Regions from separate parts of the Mus musculus genome. Here region 2 is linked to region 1. The links are chromatin loops, found by intact Hi-C in ENCODE. Cell type or tissue: left cerebral cortex. All regions are shown on one strand.

Region 1 (8,000 bases):
GCCTAAGCTGGTCAGGCCCCCAGCTCTCCTACAGCCACACCACTAGGGTAACAGTGCATCTACTGGTGAACGAATTCAATCCAGCCACCACCTACTCCTACGATGGTAAGGGCTCTGAGATTTCAATCCAGCCACCACCTACTCCTACGATGGTAAGGGCTCTGAGATTTCAATCCAGCCACCACCTACTCCTACGATGGTAAGGGCTCTGAGATTTCAATCCAGCCACCACCTACTCCTACGATGGTAAGGGCTCTGAGATTTCAATCCAGCCACCACCTACTCCTACGATGGTAAGGGCTCTGAGATTTCAATCCAGCCACCACCTACTCCTACGATGGTAAGGGCTCTGAGATTTCAATCCAGCCACCACCTACTCCTACGATGGTAAGGGCTCTGAGATTTCAATCCAGCCACCACCTACTCCTACGATGGTAAGGGCTCTGAGATTTCAATCCAGCCACCACCTACTCCTACGATGGTAAGGGCTCTGAGATTTCAATCCAGCCACCACCTACTCCTACGATGGTAAGGGCTCTGAGATTTCAATCCAGCCACCACCTACTCCTACGATGGTAAGGGCTCTGAGATTTCAATCCAGCCACCACCTACTCCTACGATGGTAAGGGCTCTGAGATTTCAATCCAGCCACCACCTACTCCTACGATGGTAAGGGCTCTGAGATTTCAATCCAGCCACCACCTACTCCTACGATGGTAAGGGCTCTGAGATATGCAGATGTGAAGGGATCCCTGTGACTTCTTGGAGTATGATAAATAAATATGAAACATGGCACAAGAAAAGATTCCACTTCCTCTAAGTTGTGTAACCAGATGTATGCAACACAAGCCCACCAGGTCACATGGAAATATGAGGTCATTCTATCTGTGAACACACGAGGTTTTGTTCCCTATGACTCTTCTACTCAGCTGCCAAAGTTATCCTAGGAGAGCAGCGTTTTAGAGGCAAAATCAACAGAAAGATGGATCGTCAGCCAGTGTTCCCAACCGGACGTAAATCACAGTGCTCCTCACGGTGCTCCTTATACTGGACAGTGCGGGGCTGGCTCAGAGGTTGGAAACTTCATGACTCCAGAGGACCCAAGTTCAGTTCACAGCACGTGGTCTATCACTAGCAACCCCAGCACCAAGAAAACCTAATACCTCAGGCCTCTGAAGGCGACTGCCGTCATGTGCTAATGAGCCATACAAAAGTGTACACATGCAGATAATTAAAAATAAAAATGAACCTTTTTAAAAAACCCTCCACCAGTGTGTGGATGAATCCCCCTGGGCAGTGCCTGCAAGGCTGCTGATGTTAGGGGCCTGTGGTCAGTAGTCCCCACACTTGGAGCAGCAAAGGCTAGAGCATGGCTCTCACTGCTGAGAGAGCCGCTGACTATGGAAGAAGAAAAATTGTCAAGGGTTCAGACTGGAGTGAGACGGGAGATGGCAGACAGAGCCTTCCTGTCAGTCTCATTAACAAACAAAGCAGTCAGTGCTTCTCAGAGAGGAAACAAAGCCTTTTATACAGCTAACTGAGATGTGCTCGGATCTAAAAGCTACCTCGGATGATGTGAAAGTAGGAGGGGACTCTGGGAAGAGGGAACTGAGGAGAGGGAGCCCAGACAAAAAGTAATGTGGGTACAAACCTGGTCCAAGTACACTTGTCGGGAAGTGTCACAATGAAGTGCATCACTCTGAACAATAACAATATGTGATCATTTTTTTAGAGTGACATTTTGAGCAGAGGTGGGATAATGTGCAGAGCAATTTTGTCATTAGTGATATAGACTATGGACAAAATGCTGGCATCCAGATCAACAACAGGCCTATGGGACGTGCCAGGGAAGACATAGTCCTTTCTACTTTAATCAGGACATACCTAGACCCATGGAAAACTGGGGCTGATACAGGTCTGTGGCCTTAAGAGGCCCTATCTGAGCCACACAAATTAAGATCCTTGTTGTAGGGCAGTTGACTTCATGTACACATCTCCACATATGGCTATTTTTTTTTTTAAGATTTACTTATTTTCTATATAAGTACACTGTAGCTGACTTCAGATGTACCAGAAGAGGGCGTCAGATCCCTTTAAGGGTGGTTGTGAGCCACCATGTGGTTGCTGGGATTTGAACACAGGACCTTCGGAAGAGCAGTCGGTGCTCTTACCCACTGAGCCACCTCACCAGCCCCCACATATGGCTATTTACCACAGAAACAAAGAAGAAGTCAGATGCATTTTGATCTGATCTTCCATTTTCCAGTGCACAGTACAGCAAAAAGAATTTCATTGACGGTTCTTATCTGCCTCGAAGGCAAAAGACCCTAACACGGACTTGCAGAAGGCCATTATAACTAAGTCCAGAGTGGCTTCTTTTCTTCATGGTGACAGGCATTGTGCCTGACTGCTAAGAGAGGAGGCCAGAGGAGGGCCAGACAAAGCAGGCTTGCTCTTTCTGAAGGAAATTTTTATAGATATTATTTGGGGGGGGGGGGGGGAGTAATCTTCAAATTCTCAAGTTATTTCTCAACAGGTGTAGGGTTTTTTTTGTTTTGTTTTGTTTTGATTTTTTGTTTTGTTGTTTTGTTTTGTTTTGTTTTGGTCCAAAGATCCAGAAGGTCCAGACTGTTTTATGTAATGTAGATAGACAAAGTACAGGGGTATCTCTCTGAGACTGCTTTATGTAAAGCCACCACTTTAAAAGTTCAGTTTAAATACTTCCAATGAGAACCAGCCCCATCCTCAAATTCTGTGGACCCTTCTGAGCTCCCGCTCACAATGGGCCATATAGTTTGTTCCTTAACATACATTAATTTGGCTGTAGCAAGATCGACCCTGTGTATCTCAGCCCTCTACTTGAACAAAGAAGAAAGCATTCAATTCTCTTCCGTGGCAAATTTAGCCTTGCACTAGTCTGTCCTGCCACTCATGCAGGGCCCTGCCGGAGAAACTGCTTTGCAAATGTTTTGCTGGGTTTTGTTGCTAGGTGATGAGTTAGGAAACTTTGCAACTCCCGCTGAGAGGTTTTTTTTTTTTTGTTTTTCTGTTTTTTTTTTTTTTTTTTTTTTTTTTTTTTGGTTTTTTTTAAGTGCCTGTAACCACTTTCATATTAAAAAGGAGAGAAAGATAGGGCAGCCTGGCGTTGATTCCTCAAGATTTACTCTTTGCTCTCTATTTGGCTTAGTTGTCACAGAAAAAAACTGGCCTCTTAAGAAAGCAAACTCAGAGAAACAGGGAGCTAGGGAGCAGGCAAGTAGAGGAGGCTGCACACAGGAGCAAACACCCTTTGCGGGAGAGATGGGCTTGAAGCTGCAGTCAGCTTCAGAAACCCTTTGCCTCAACCAACTTCCAGCCAAACAGCAGGGGTTCCTGGGAAAGCCCCAGGGCCTGTCTGAGGCCCATCCCGTGTCAATGATTGATGAGGACCAGTGTGAGAGGTGACACACTGTGAAATCAGACTGAGTCACAAAGAGTTAATCCTTGGGCTTCTTCCAGACCACTCTTTTGAGGGGAAAAAATAATATTTATCCCTTCTTTTGTTAATTTTGTATCGCCGAAAAGTAATCTTGATATTTTACTAACCAGGCAAGACGCCTTCAGGAAACAAACACACACTCCCGTTATGGTTCCCAACTTATTTGGAATCGCTTGCTGATTTAGTAAGTATTGCGTTGCAGGCAGTAGAGAGGTGAGAAGGGTTGTTTCTGAGTATAAATTCCTTTTCACACAATTTAAAACTTACCTGTCAATTACAAAGGAAGGAGCAGCCCTGGACAAAAGAGCAGCAACTTACCACATTTGGGTTTTCTTCTCCCAAACTTGGAAACAGCTTGGGAGTCTCTGTCCTTTTGTGTCCTTTACTAACTACTTCACTGGTGCTGGTCCCCTGCGGGGCCCTCTCCTGGCAGGACACGGAAGGGCAGATGTGTGCTGGACTTGGCTCCACGGCAGAGTTTCTCGTGCTTTCTCATCCTCCACAGCAGATGCCCAAACTTTAGCAGAGTCTCTTTAACACTTCATTAATTATTGAGCAGTGCCAAAAGTAATTATTGGGCTATGCCTGGAGTCCTTTTCTCCCACATCAGTAAACAGTAATTTAGAGAAGGGGGGTTATAACCGTAGGGCGAGAACCGTTTCCCCCCACAGCTGTGTGGCGAGGGCAACAATGATGCGTATGTTTCAACAAATGAGAACCCTCAGCCCAGCTCTCGGGCTCAGCCGGCTCTCCCGCTCAGCCCGCTCTCGGGCATACATGTAGGGAAGTTACAGGCAGTCATACAGTCCACCATGCTCATCGTAGCAGGCAACTTCAAATAGTTCACTTGCCAACAAATCTGTTCTGACTTCGTGCTTTTGCCCTAACTTAATAATAACAAAATAATACCTAAAGCCATCAGGAAATAAGCTCCCTGATACGTTGCAGTAGAAGCCGGGTAACTTTCAAATAGCACTTTCCCTTAATTAGTAAAGAGGGTCCCCCCCCCCTTTTGTTATTACCCCATGAAACATCAATTCTCACCCTGTCTTCAATTCATGGACATTTTTTTTCATAGCCACTTGAGACCCTAAGTGACTCCGGGACTTGGCAAACCAGAAGCTGTTTCCATGTATTTTCAAAGCCAAACAAAGAGAAAAGTCTTGCTGGAGCGGGGTTCATCTAAAGCCTTGCTACTTGCTCCTCTCGATGATGAGGTTAGAAGATTATATATACAGTGCAGTGCTTTTCCTAGATCACAGGAGGCTTGAATTCTCTCCAAGAGGTTCCCCTAAAGTGAGTTATTCCGGAACTTTTTCCATGGAAGGCAGCACATCTCCTTTAAAAACCACTCCCTGTTACAATGTGGCCAGTGCTTAGTTGTTTAACCTAATATCATGAAAATTTGTAGCCCCCAGCTTCTACTCACTGGCCTCCCCAAGGAGCCTCAAAGCTGCTTGATAAACAGTTCCTGGAAACTAGCAAGCCCTAACTGAGAGATCTTAAACTTACCCCTACTGGTAAGAACATAGATTCTAGAACAGCAGGTCTACAAAGAGTTGATGTTAGGGTGTCTTGAAGAGGAACCAGGTATCACCTTGAGAACCAGAGCTCTGAGACCCCCTTTCCAGACCCAGATGTCTTCGGGCTTTTATGTTTGTTTCTTTGTTTGTTTGTTTGTTTGTTTCAGTTCTGATAATGAAGGAAAGATTGCTGGTAAGTACTACAGTTCAGAGTCAGTTACTCACTAGGTCTGTCCTCATGACAGACTTTATAATCCATGTATATTTTTTGTAAATGTGTTTTCGTCTTCCCTAATAAGACAGTGTTACCAACCATCTTCTCAGAGCTTAGTGATAGACATTCAAATGAACCTGTGTAAAGAGCAGCAGGGTTGAGCATACTCCTGTGGCCCACAAAGCCTGCATCTGCCCAATCCCCTTGCAGATTTGAGGTGCACTCAGTCAGAACAGAGCATCCCCTTCTCTGAAGACTGTATAAATAAGACATCGTTTCCCTCCTGTTGCAGCCCATGTGTCTTGCTGCTGGACTGAGTCATATGCTGCCCTCAGAGCTGCTGGGCCAGCATCTGCTCCAGGCTAGCAAGATCATTCTGGATACTTGTTCTGTCATTATGCACACTGCCATTTCAATGGCTCTTCTGCGCTCATTGTCTTCTCCCGTCGACCCATTTCCTTGTTCTAATCATGAATGAAATACATAGGCTATGAAAGGCACTGAAATAATGTCACTGTATTAACTGTGTGACCAACCTGTCAAACAATTATATTCTTCTACTTCGTCTTCCTCTATGTAAAATGAGAATTAAATGAGATTATACAGTATCTAGAGCAGCATCTTCATGTCCAAGCCAGAGTTATTCTAACACTAGGCACAGAACAGACACTCAGTAAACTGGTGTTGGGTTTTAACTAGGTTGCAACCTTCCAAATGCTGTGACCCCCTTAATATAGCTCCTCGTGTGGCAACGACCCCAAAAAAATCATCTTTCTGGCTACTTCATAATTGCAATTTTGCTATGTTATGAATTGTAATGTAAATATCTGATATGCAGGATATTCGATATGTGACCCCCCCCCAAAGGGATCACAATATACAGGATATCCTATCCATTGGACTAGGATAAGACACAGTTGATGAGACAGGACCCTCAAGTTGCACACGCATGTCATCAACCACCCATTCACTAGACGTCTTTGCAGCTCAGTCACTTGCTTGAATGGCTATGGATGCACCTACTGGCCTGTCTCCAAGTTCTTGGTTTTTTTTTTTTTGTTTGTTTTTTGTTTGTTTGTTTGTTTGTCCTCTTAAATTCAAGAGGCATGGCGGTGGCCACTTGTTATTCCAGCACACGAAAGACTTGGGCAGGAAGATTTTGAGTTTGAAGCCAACCTAGAATCAGTAGTGACCCTGTTTCAAAATAAAAAAAACCAAACCAGACCTCAAGAGAGAAGCTAACTGGTAGACAGATGAAAGGGCAGCGGGCTTGGTGCTGGCGTCCGATTCCCCCCACCCCCCTCCCACTACTACCACCACCATCACCACACAGTGAGCACATCGCTTCCTTTCGGTGGGTTCACAAATCATCCTGCCATCCAGTACGGACTCCCAGTTTGTCATTAAGCTGGCTGTTGTCCTTCCTCTCTGTAGCTCCCTACATGCTAACTTTACATGGTTTGCCTTGGTGCCTGCGATAGGTGGCTCAGAGCAGGAAACAAAATACTGTTGGTCGCTGCTGAGAAGCTGGCTTGTAGATTTTTCCATGCTGCCCGGAGTAAGAGTGTTCCAGCACTCCACAGTCTAGCTACACCCGTGACAATAATAATAATAATAAAGAGTTTTAGACTGACTCTTGGAAAGCATGGATGAAAAACTGTTCCAAAGTCTCTACCACTCTGTCTTCTTTCTGTCACATTTCCAAGCGGGGAGGGCGCAAGGCCCCCTTCAGGGGGATTCCTTGTTCCACTAAGAGCTGGGGCATAACGCCACACTGCTGACGTCAATAGGACAACTCATCCAAAGGCGAGGCGTTTCCCATCTGCCTTGGGACCCATCCTTCTAGACCCAGGCTTTCTGTAACTGGCCGCTTACCAGGAATTCCTTCCATGTTGGTTTTCTCTCTGATGAGCAGTAAGGCGCTCTTCTGAGTTCTCACGACCTCTCATCCATACCACATTTGGGGGCTCGGTCTGACGTTCTTTCTTTACTTCGAGAGTCTCAAGTACAGAAACTGCAATTTGTTTGTCTTTACATTAAAAACCAATTAATCTAAAAATGGTATGACTAACAGTGTTTTTGTTTGCACTGAGTGAATGTCTATAAATCATGTGGAGGAGTTTCCTTGATTGCTTTAAACAGTTCATCTTCATTTATTTGGTGAATTCTTTCTTTATGTACAATTCAAAAAGTACGTTTTCTTTTAGGGTTTTCTGAATTATAGTAACTGTTGGAGGTTCGTGGGATACCACTGGATAGATTTGATTTATTTATGTGGCTTTTAAAATATGTATTCATTTAGCCTCGGGTCTTACCACCAAAGCATACAAATTCTTCAACACTTTGAAAATTAATTAAATGAAGTAGAGGATGAAAAATGTTTTCCATCACCATGTGGTAGCTTTTTTATTCTTTTTAATAGATTTGACTTCGATAGAAAGTAGTCTTGGGGCCAGAGAGATTGCTCAGTGGTTACAAGTATTTACTTCTCTCTCAGATACTCTGGTTTGGTTCCCAGCACCCATATGACAGCCCACACCCATCGATAACTTCAGTTTCAGGGGATTAGATACCTCTTCTGACTTTCAAGGGCTCCTGAGTACATGTGGTGCACACACATACACTTGGGCATGCACATACATATACAATTAAAAAAATAAATATTTTTCCTTTTCTTATTGGATATTTTCTTTATTTATATTTCAAATATTAACCCTTTTCCCAGCCACCCCTAGGGAACTCCCTATCCCATCCTCCCTCCGCCTGCTTCAATGAGGGTGTGTCC
Region 2 (8,000 bases), 64 kb before region 1:
CTATGGACTTGTTTGTTCTTTGTAAATCTCAGCCAATGCTCTCATCTGTAAAATACAAACTTCATGGAGTTTGGAATATCACATTAAATGAAGAAGTTCAGGTCAAGTGCTCTACCCTACTAATGTCATTTCCCATTAATGTCTTCCCCACACCTGACAGTGGAAATGGCCATTTCCGTTAACACAGAAAGCTAGCTGTCAAGGTCAGATAAAGTCATGAAGGGCAGTGCAACAGGAATATGATTAAGCCCACTAAGCTTAATGCTGTTCGATACATTTCAAAACAACTGTCTCTGGGACCAGAGGTGAGAGCTCAGTGGGTAAGGACACTCGCTAGGCAAGCATGAGGGCCTGAGTTTGAACCCCCAGCAAGAGAACATGCCTTTAATCCCAGCGTTGGGAGTCTGGGGCAAGCAGAACTCTAGAGCTCACTGGCAAGCCAGCTTAGCCTGAAGTGCAAGCTTCCACTTCAATAACTGACTTTATCTCCTAGGAATAAATCAGACAAAGAAAGACATTTGGTATCTGCCTATGGATCCACATGTGCCTGTCCTGCATAGAGGGTATGCATACCTGTACACTCATAGGAAGGCACACACACACACACACACACACACACACACATTACTGATTTTGATGAAATGCAAAAAGGTTTCCTTAATTCCTGATCTGTCCTTTGCAAGCTCTCTCTCCCAAGCCACTATCATGGCGCCCAGGCCAATGGACTATATCCCTCTGGGATACTCCGAATGAAACCCTAGTGGCTATTGTGAGCTTAAGGCCTGTCCTGGCTAGCCACACATCTCCCATCTCACATACCCTTAAGCTTAGTCTTCCTCTCACCTCTGGGACATCTAGAACCCCAGCCTCACATATTCTACCCAGTGCCATCTCTCCTCTCTGGTTCCTGAAACCCTATATAAGCTCAACTCCTTTAAGGTGCTCTTTTATATCCCCCAACTCTTCCAGCCTCCTCCACCCACCATGCTACCTCCACCTCCCATGCTATCTCCACCCATCATCCTCCAGTCACTCCGAACCACTTACCTTCTCAAATCTCACTCAGCTCCAGTTCTTTGGAGGTACTTCATGTTTTTTCTGGACTACTCTTTCCCTCTGCTAGAGCCCCCTTTTCACACACACCCTTCACTATTGGGTTACAGGTTCCCAGCTTTCCCAACCACAGAGCTGTTTAGGGAACCACATATGTGCTGTGATGTTTTGATCCTTACTCTTGTCATGGTTTTTATCAAACACCACTAAAGCCAGCTCTCCTGGCCCCTCACACTGAGCCTTTCCTATATGAAGACCTCAGTAGAAGTTTGCTAAACAATGATCCAAGTACTTGGAGCAAATGGTCAGATCAACTTCAATGGGAAGTGTGGAAAAGCATACTGATTATTAAAAAATTATTTGTAACAAACTGCATCACCCTGAGAAACGTCCCTTAACCAACTAAGGATGGGCAAACAGAAACTTAGGGAAGGATATCAAAATTCCTCCAAAGCCATACACTGAAGGGGAAGGGGAACATGGCAGGTTTTGAGAGCTAAAATGGCTCAGAGTGGTTTGAGGATGTGGTTGGAGGAAGAGTAGTGTGGGTGGGTGCAGGCTGGAGGGTGGTGGCTGGGTAGAGGCAGGGTGGTGTGTGGAAGTAGGATGGGGGCAGGGTGGTGAGGTGAGCTAAGCATGCGGTCTGGTTCATGCCAATGAGCTAAGGACAAGGATTCTTCTTTTCATCTTTACTTTGATTCTAGCCACTGCTCTCTGCTACCAGACCTTCATGCATGCCACACGCATATGCATTTCAACGTTGATGACACTTTAGTCCTGGATACCCACCTAAGGCACTGACGACATTGGGGCACTTTCTCCCAATGCTTCGTCTCCTGCCATCTTGGGTTTTCATCATTGCACAGAGTAGACCTTGGAACTTATTGTCTCTTGCATTTCTTCTTACATTGGAACTTGCTGTAAGACCAAGAGAGCAGCTGTTTCTTTCATTTGCTAGAAATATTCCATATATCTTGAAAAACCCTGAAATAGTCATTCTAGAACCATGCACTGGCCTATGGTAGACTTGGGACCACTGGCACCTTAAATGACACTACACACCTCAGTAGGATTTATGCAAGAGACGGGGAGGACCCAGCACCACACAGTAAGCACTATTGGTTTAAGAATTGTCCTTCAGTCTCTCTGCACATAGTAGGGAGAGCACCTTTGGCTCTTCACGCACAGTGGTGTAGTGCTGAGTCTAACAACAGTGTTTCTACATGTTTACATTTTGCCACGATGTTCTTTTTTGAGAGCAATCACTTTATTGTTTATGGTAGCAATATTCTTATAGCTTTGGTTTCAAGCAAATAACTTATCATCCAAAGCTGAGTCCACATCACAAACATGTTATTTAAACACAAAGGGGTAGGTACTGTGCAGTTAGTAGAAAAATCATGAGAGTAGTCAGGAAGAGATGAACTTTGGTTAAAAAAAGTAAGAATTGAGACTTGGATATCAAAACTTCAAATTAGACATTGATGTCGCTTATTTGGATGTTTCCGGACCCTCAAAATACAAGGTTTGCTTTAAATCAGCAATACACGTATTTTCCCTAATTATCTAGGCTTTCTTGATGCCATTTAAAAAACAAGTGTCTGCCCCATTCTCTTCATCCCTGTCCCATTCTTCCTAAAAACCATGAAGTAATTGTTCTGTGCACTATAGCACTCACGGGTGCGCCAAAAGGAAAAGAAAGACAAAAGAACCCTTCAGTCCTGAGACTGCCAGCGGCGTATGCAAACCTTGAGAAAGCAAGCTGGTGTGCAAGAAAACCGTTTTCATCACTAGCTCTAACCACCCGCCTCTTTCTTAAGAAGAGGATGAGGCCCACAGGATAATAAAAGGCTGCGGAACCACACAAAAGTTCCACATGTACAACCTCCTGAGTGGCCTTCAAGGGGGTAAGGGCAGGAGGTGGGCGGAGGACAGGCTGAGAGCTAGGCAGAAAGCCCTGCTTCTGGAAAGGCAGCTCACCTTACAAAAACATAATTCACTCTCGGGGCCCCTGCTCCGAAGATCTTGTTATCAGAAGGAAACAACAACCCAATAATTGTAACAACAATAATAAGCTGAGCCCTAGCGGTCAGGGTTTCTGCGGTGACCCACGGGATTGCAGGAGGGGAGTCTGTGAAGCGCCCTTAGTCTGGGGGGAGGGGACAGAGTCCGGCGCTTCAGCTTCTAAGTGGCCACAGCTGCTCCTGCCGCACTCGGGCCAGGTCCTTCTCTCCCTTCACAGCCCCCCAATCCAAAACCAGCACTAAGGAGCCAGACTGGGGGGGGGGGGGTTCATCCGCAGCAAGCAAAAGAGGCTACCCACTTAGGAAGAAACTGTGGGGCTGGAGAGCGGAGCGGAGGCTGGGGGATCTGCAGGGAGGGAGGCACTTCATTTTAATGCGCCACAGACAGAGTGAGATCTGATACTGGCAAAGTTTCAACGAAGATGGGGGCGAGGGGGCGGGAGGAGAAGAAAGGACTCTTTGACTGCTCAATGCTTGTGAGTTTTCCTGAGGAGGAGCATAAGGTCCAGTGGACATTCTGGGAATAATAATGAGGAACACACAGCATCAGAACACCAAATGAGGCTGACGATGATTCAACCTCCTCGTGCATCTGCGCCCACAAAACAGGACTTCAATTAAACAACCTTGCAGATCTGAACAGAAGAGAGAGCAGGGGGATTTTTTTTTAAATGAACCAAGTCCCTTTGGTCAAAATTAGGTGTTTGTCCTAAACTTCAATTCCTAAGCTGTGAACCTGTGCAGAGAGAGGGAGCTGGCCGGTTTCTTTCCAACAGTTTTTGAACCAGTGTCCTTCCCTTAGCGAGGCACCTCTACAAATTGTTTCAACCAGGCGGAGGGTAAGAGAATTCTAAATGAAGTGCTTTTTCCGTTTTTGTTTGGTTTTGTTTTGCTATTTCAACTGGCACAAACACATTGATATACACAGACCTTGCAGAGTGTGGCATCAACGCTGTATGTTTACAAAAAACAAACGGAAAGCACACCCGGCGAAAACAAAGACCCGTGCCTCAAATCAGGTCACACACAGCAAGAAATTTTACCTGCAGGAGTTTTTAACCGCTGCAGTGAACAGAGGTCATCTCAACCCTTAGCTGCCCTTTGGCCTCTGAGCACTGGACCTATTGGGTGTATTTGCGTCTACACTGAAGCAACACAGGTGCCCTTGGGGAGGAGGAGCCTGAGCCAAGCTATTTCAGAGAAGCAGATTCTCAGTTTTCAGAAGGGTCTCACGAGAAGCTTGGCCTGGTCTCGGCTATGAAAAGAAAATGAAAAGAAAATAATTCACATTTGAAAAGTGTAGATGTTTGTAAAACTCTGTGTTTGAACTACTAGAAACACACTCTCTCTCTGTCTCTCTCCTGCCCCCCCTCTCTCTCTCCCCCTCCTTGCTTCCTGTCTCCTCTCTCCCCTTCCCTAATTTCCTCAAATTCATCCTACTGAGCAACCTCAACAGAAATTTGGAGGGTAGGAACAAGAGTTTGAATGACCTTGGCTTCTAGCACTCTCTCCCAAACAAAGTACTAAACTGCCATCTGATAAATCAAGAGTTAAGTGCCTTTTGAAATACAAGCATTTTCTCAACCTGGATCTCTGAGAGCAATTTAAAAAAAAAAGTATTTAGCAAAACAAGAAAGCCAAATTTACAGATTTGTAAGACAGGAAAATGAACTAACCCAGCGCTGCTTAGGGAGAGGAACTATAAATGAAGCTCAGAGAGGGAGGCAGGAGTTCAGGAGTGGGCGTGTGAAGCCGGCACACCTCCCTCCTTGTCTGTTTTCCAGGAGGTTTTTGACAACTGGAGAGTGTGCAGCATGTGGGAAGTTATACTTTTTACAAAGCCTATGAACTTGGGCCAAAAATAAGAGTTCCAAAGGGAATCTAGGCCAGGAACACTGGAAAGACCAACTCTACTAGAGAAATGCATGCATTGGAGATGCTTGTAGGCTTCCAGTAAAACTGTGAAATAAAGATACACACTCTGAGAACTGGAGTGGGGCTATTAATGGAGTGGGGCGGGGCTACCTCTGTGTGTGTGTGTGTGTGTGTGTGTGTGTGTGTGTGTGTGTGTGTGGTGAAGGAAGGAAGGCCTGGCGTTCTCCACAGCTCTCTTCTGGCAGCTCTACCAAGAAAGGACCAAGCCACCATTCCCCTGCAGAGTGAGGCCAAACCCATGCACTCTTCACCAGCAGAAATATGGAAGACCTTAAACTGGAAGGCAGGAAGCTCAACTCCCAGGGTCCACTCCCAGGGTCCATCCCAAAGTCACTTCTTCTCTCTGGGCCTTCGAGCTCTTCAAGACAGCTGCAGAGATGCCAGCTCATCTTCAGATTCCCAAGGAGGCCAGCAGTGGGCAAGACAGAGCAGACTAAATACTTTGGCCCAGTGCAAAGTGGAAAGGCGTAGGTGTGGGGTGTCTGTCCTTCCCCACACTGTCGTCACAACCCCAGGAGGACACACCCAGCAGCTCTCTCATCCCCAGAACCAGAAGCATTTGTTAAGTGTGCCTGAGCTCCTCCAACCTGCCTCACCACACAGGAGGTCAGTGCAGGCAGCTGGAGCTCTCTCTGGTAGGTGGAGAATGGAAAAGCATGGTTCTTCATTGCCACCCTCCAGTCAGGTCCAGTGTGTCCTCCCAGTTGTCACTGCAAGAGTTTTCAAATCTTTCCACATTAGCCCATCTCCTTTCAAACTGGTCTTGTGGATAGCTCAGCATATACCCAGGACTAGCAAGTTCGTATTCTTACTCAACTTTAAAGGCATGTTTTCTCTGTGCCACTGAACATGATTTCACCATCAGAAGCAAATATATCTGGATAGCACCAAGTTGAATAAATTTTACTTTAAAATATCTCAGAGTAAGTAATAAAATGATATGCATTGTGACTCAGTAGAACACAGACTATGATGTCTTCCAGAACTTATGGTTCAAAAATCATTCTTTAAAGGCGATGGTGTAATCTGTCAAACAAGGTTTAAGATGCAAAGATTCACTTAACTACTTGGTCATTAGTGTCACTGTTTCCTGAGCGCCTGCTTTGTGCTGGGCAACTCGGTATAGCATGGAGAGCTCTCTCGGTGGGCTCATTCCCTCCCGGCAGCACTCCAGTGCAGAGGAGTTAATAACAGTGATGCAATGTGATGGGGGCAGTGCAGGAGCATGCGGATGATGCCAAAATGTCAGCAGAGCTGTGACCACCCAGTCAGAGAAGAGTGGTCAGTGCCCTGGGCAGCCATTCCTTCAGGGCAACATCATCAGAGAATGGAAAGCTGGGGAGGCAGCTCTTACCCAGAAACCCTGAGGACTAGGGCATGGTTCTCAGAACCCACAGGGAAAACCAGGCTGTGGGGTGTGCACTTAGAGTGCCAGGCCTGCTGGGGAGACAGAGACAGTCAAAGACCCTGTCTCCAAAAGCAGAGTGGGTGGAGTTTGAGGAAAGATGACAGAAGTTAAACTCTGTGCCCCCCACCAGGGTATATGGAGGAGAGAGAGTGGAGGGGGAGTGGAAGTGGAAGGGGTGTGTGTGGAGGAGGAATGGAAGGGAGGTGTGTAGAGGGGGTGTGGAAGGGAGGTGTGTGGAGAGGGAGTAGAAGGGAGGTGTGTGGAGGGGGAGTGGACGGGCGCCGCCACATTCCTAGGGAATAATCCAGTTCATAGAATTTCCTGTTTCTCGTATTTACCGTTTCCTCTTCCTTTTAGGGCATGTGATAGATTATACACTTTTAACTTATTTGCCTCTCATTTGTCTTTCTGAGAGGGTTCGTTTCTTTGAGAGCCTTCCCATAGATGTATTGTTTTCCGTATCTGTGAAACGCTTGCATGCCAGCCTCTGTCTAACCTCGGGTTACTGTGAGAGACCAGTTAAATTGGCACTTGTGCACTTCTTCTCTTTATATATTCCTCAGGAGGAGAAATAGTAAACAATGTATCTATCACATTCTCAAGAACAGAACAGGGTCATGTTTTCTCAAGATGCTGAGGCCTGGCCATTGAGAACCTGTGTGCTGTTCAGCTCGCATCAAGGGTCTTTTTGTTCACAGAGAGTGATTGATTTACAATTCCTTAGCAGAATACTGAAGACAAGCTTTGGTGGCGGGAAGGAGGCAAATGACAAGGCCAAGGCAGCTTCTGTTAAAGGCTTCTCGGGACACTGCCACTGAGGTGAGACCAGAGGCTTCTCGGGATGGGACGCGCGGCCACTGAGGTAAGACGAGGGCTCACCCACAGACTTCTGCAGTTGACCTCCAGAACACAGGAGTTTCCATTCACACCACAATTTCACAGTGCTTCACTTCTGTTGGTCTGCTAATAAGCTGTCCTGTGTGGGCACACTGCTGTGACATTTACATCGCTGTCAGGTCTCATCATGAGCTAGCTACAAGGTCCTTGCCTCCGATTTCTCCACTAAAATACATTTTTCAGATCACTGCTTTCTGCATAGTGTGTTGGGTTTGTAGGACTAATTTCACTCTTCTGTTAAACAATTTCTTAGCTAGGACATGAGGGTGGTATTTTACATCCCATCTAGACCCAGGAACAAGATGCATCTTGCATCTCTTATATCCCAGCCTACCTCACTGTATGGCAGATGTTCTGTAGATTTGGTGGTAATGGGGGACAGGGTCCCAGTGTTTATGCCTGTGCATCTTGTCCATTTCCTCTGATGGGAAGAAGGCTGAACTATAAAGAAGCCACCCCAAGTCCAAGCCAGCTCTCTCTGTACTAGTAGTGGTGACATCAAAGCTCTACGGATTAATTTTCCTTGTTTTCAAATCAAAAGGCAAAGCCCTCTGGGGTCCTCCCAGACTCCTAGGAGGTATAAAAGGGTAAATGTTCAAATGTGATGAGACGTCTCAAGGGCTAAGTGCAGTACTCAAGACTCTAGCCAACTGTGCATTCTATTCATGCAAGAATGTAGACTA

Evidence for each region. A loop is a pair of places that touch in the nucleus more often than their neighbours do. Peaks named below come from ENCODE experiments on the same cell type or tissue, not always from the same donor. Only the 100,000 strongest peaks of a DNase experiment are listed, where the experiment ranks them.
Region 2: it touches region 1 in a loop (2.6-fold over the local background); 4 of 42 quality-filtered maps call a loop at or near these places.

The regions. Positions count from the first base shown.
Region 1 is chr3:35,401,805-35,409,804 of GRCm38, forward strand. It overlaps Gm38512 (a long non-coding RNA gene), which reads right to left and starts at 4,146. Exons shown (of 3, transcript XR_389676.2): 1 at 3,797-4,146. RefSeq lists an enhancer at 1,890-4,906. In left cerebral cortex, a CTCF peak has its summit at 3,905 (motif pointing left); DNase peaks (open chromatin) are centred at 2,945, 3,294 and 3,904; H3K27ac peaks cover 610 bases.
Region 2 is chr3:35,337,844-35,345,843 of GRCm38, forward strand. Gm38512 (a long non-coding RNA gene) reads right to left here. Exons shown (of 3, transcript XR_389676.2): 2 at 1,843-1,971; 3 at 1-59. Among named protein-coding and RNA genes, the nearest start is that of Gm35425, 23 kb to the left of the region's middle. In left cerebral cortex, a CTCF peak has its summit at 3,143; DNase peaks (open chromatin) are centred at 3,507, 4,161, 4,877 and 5,390; H3K4me3 peaks cover 1,027 bases; H3K27ac peaks cover 2,372 bases.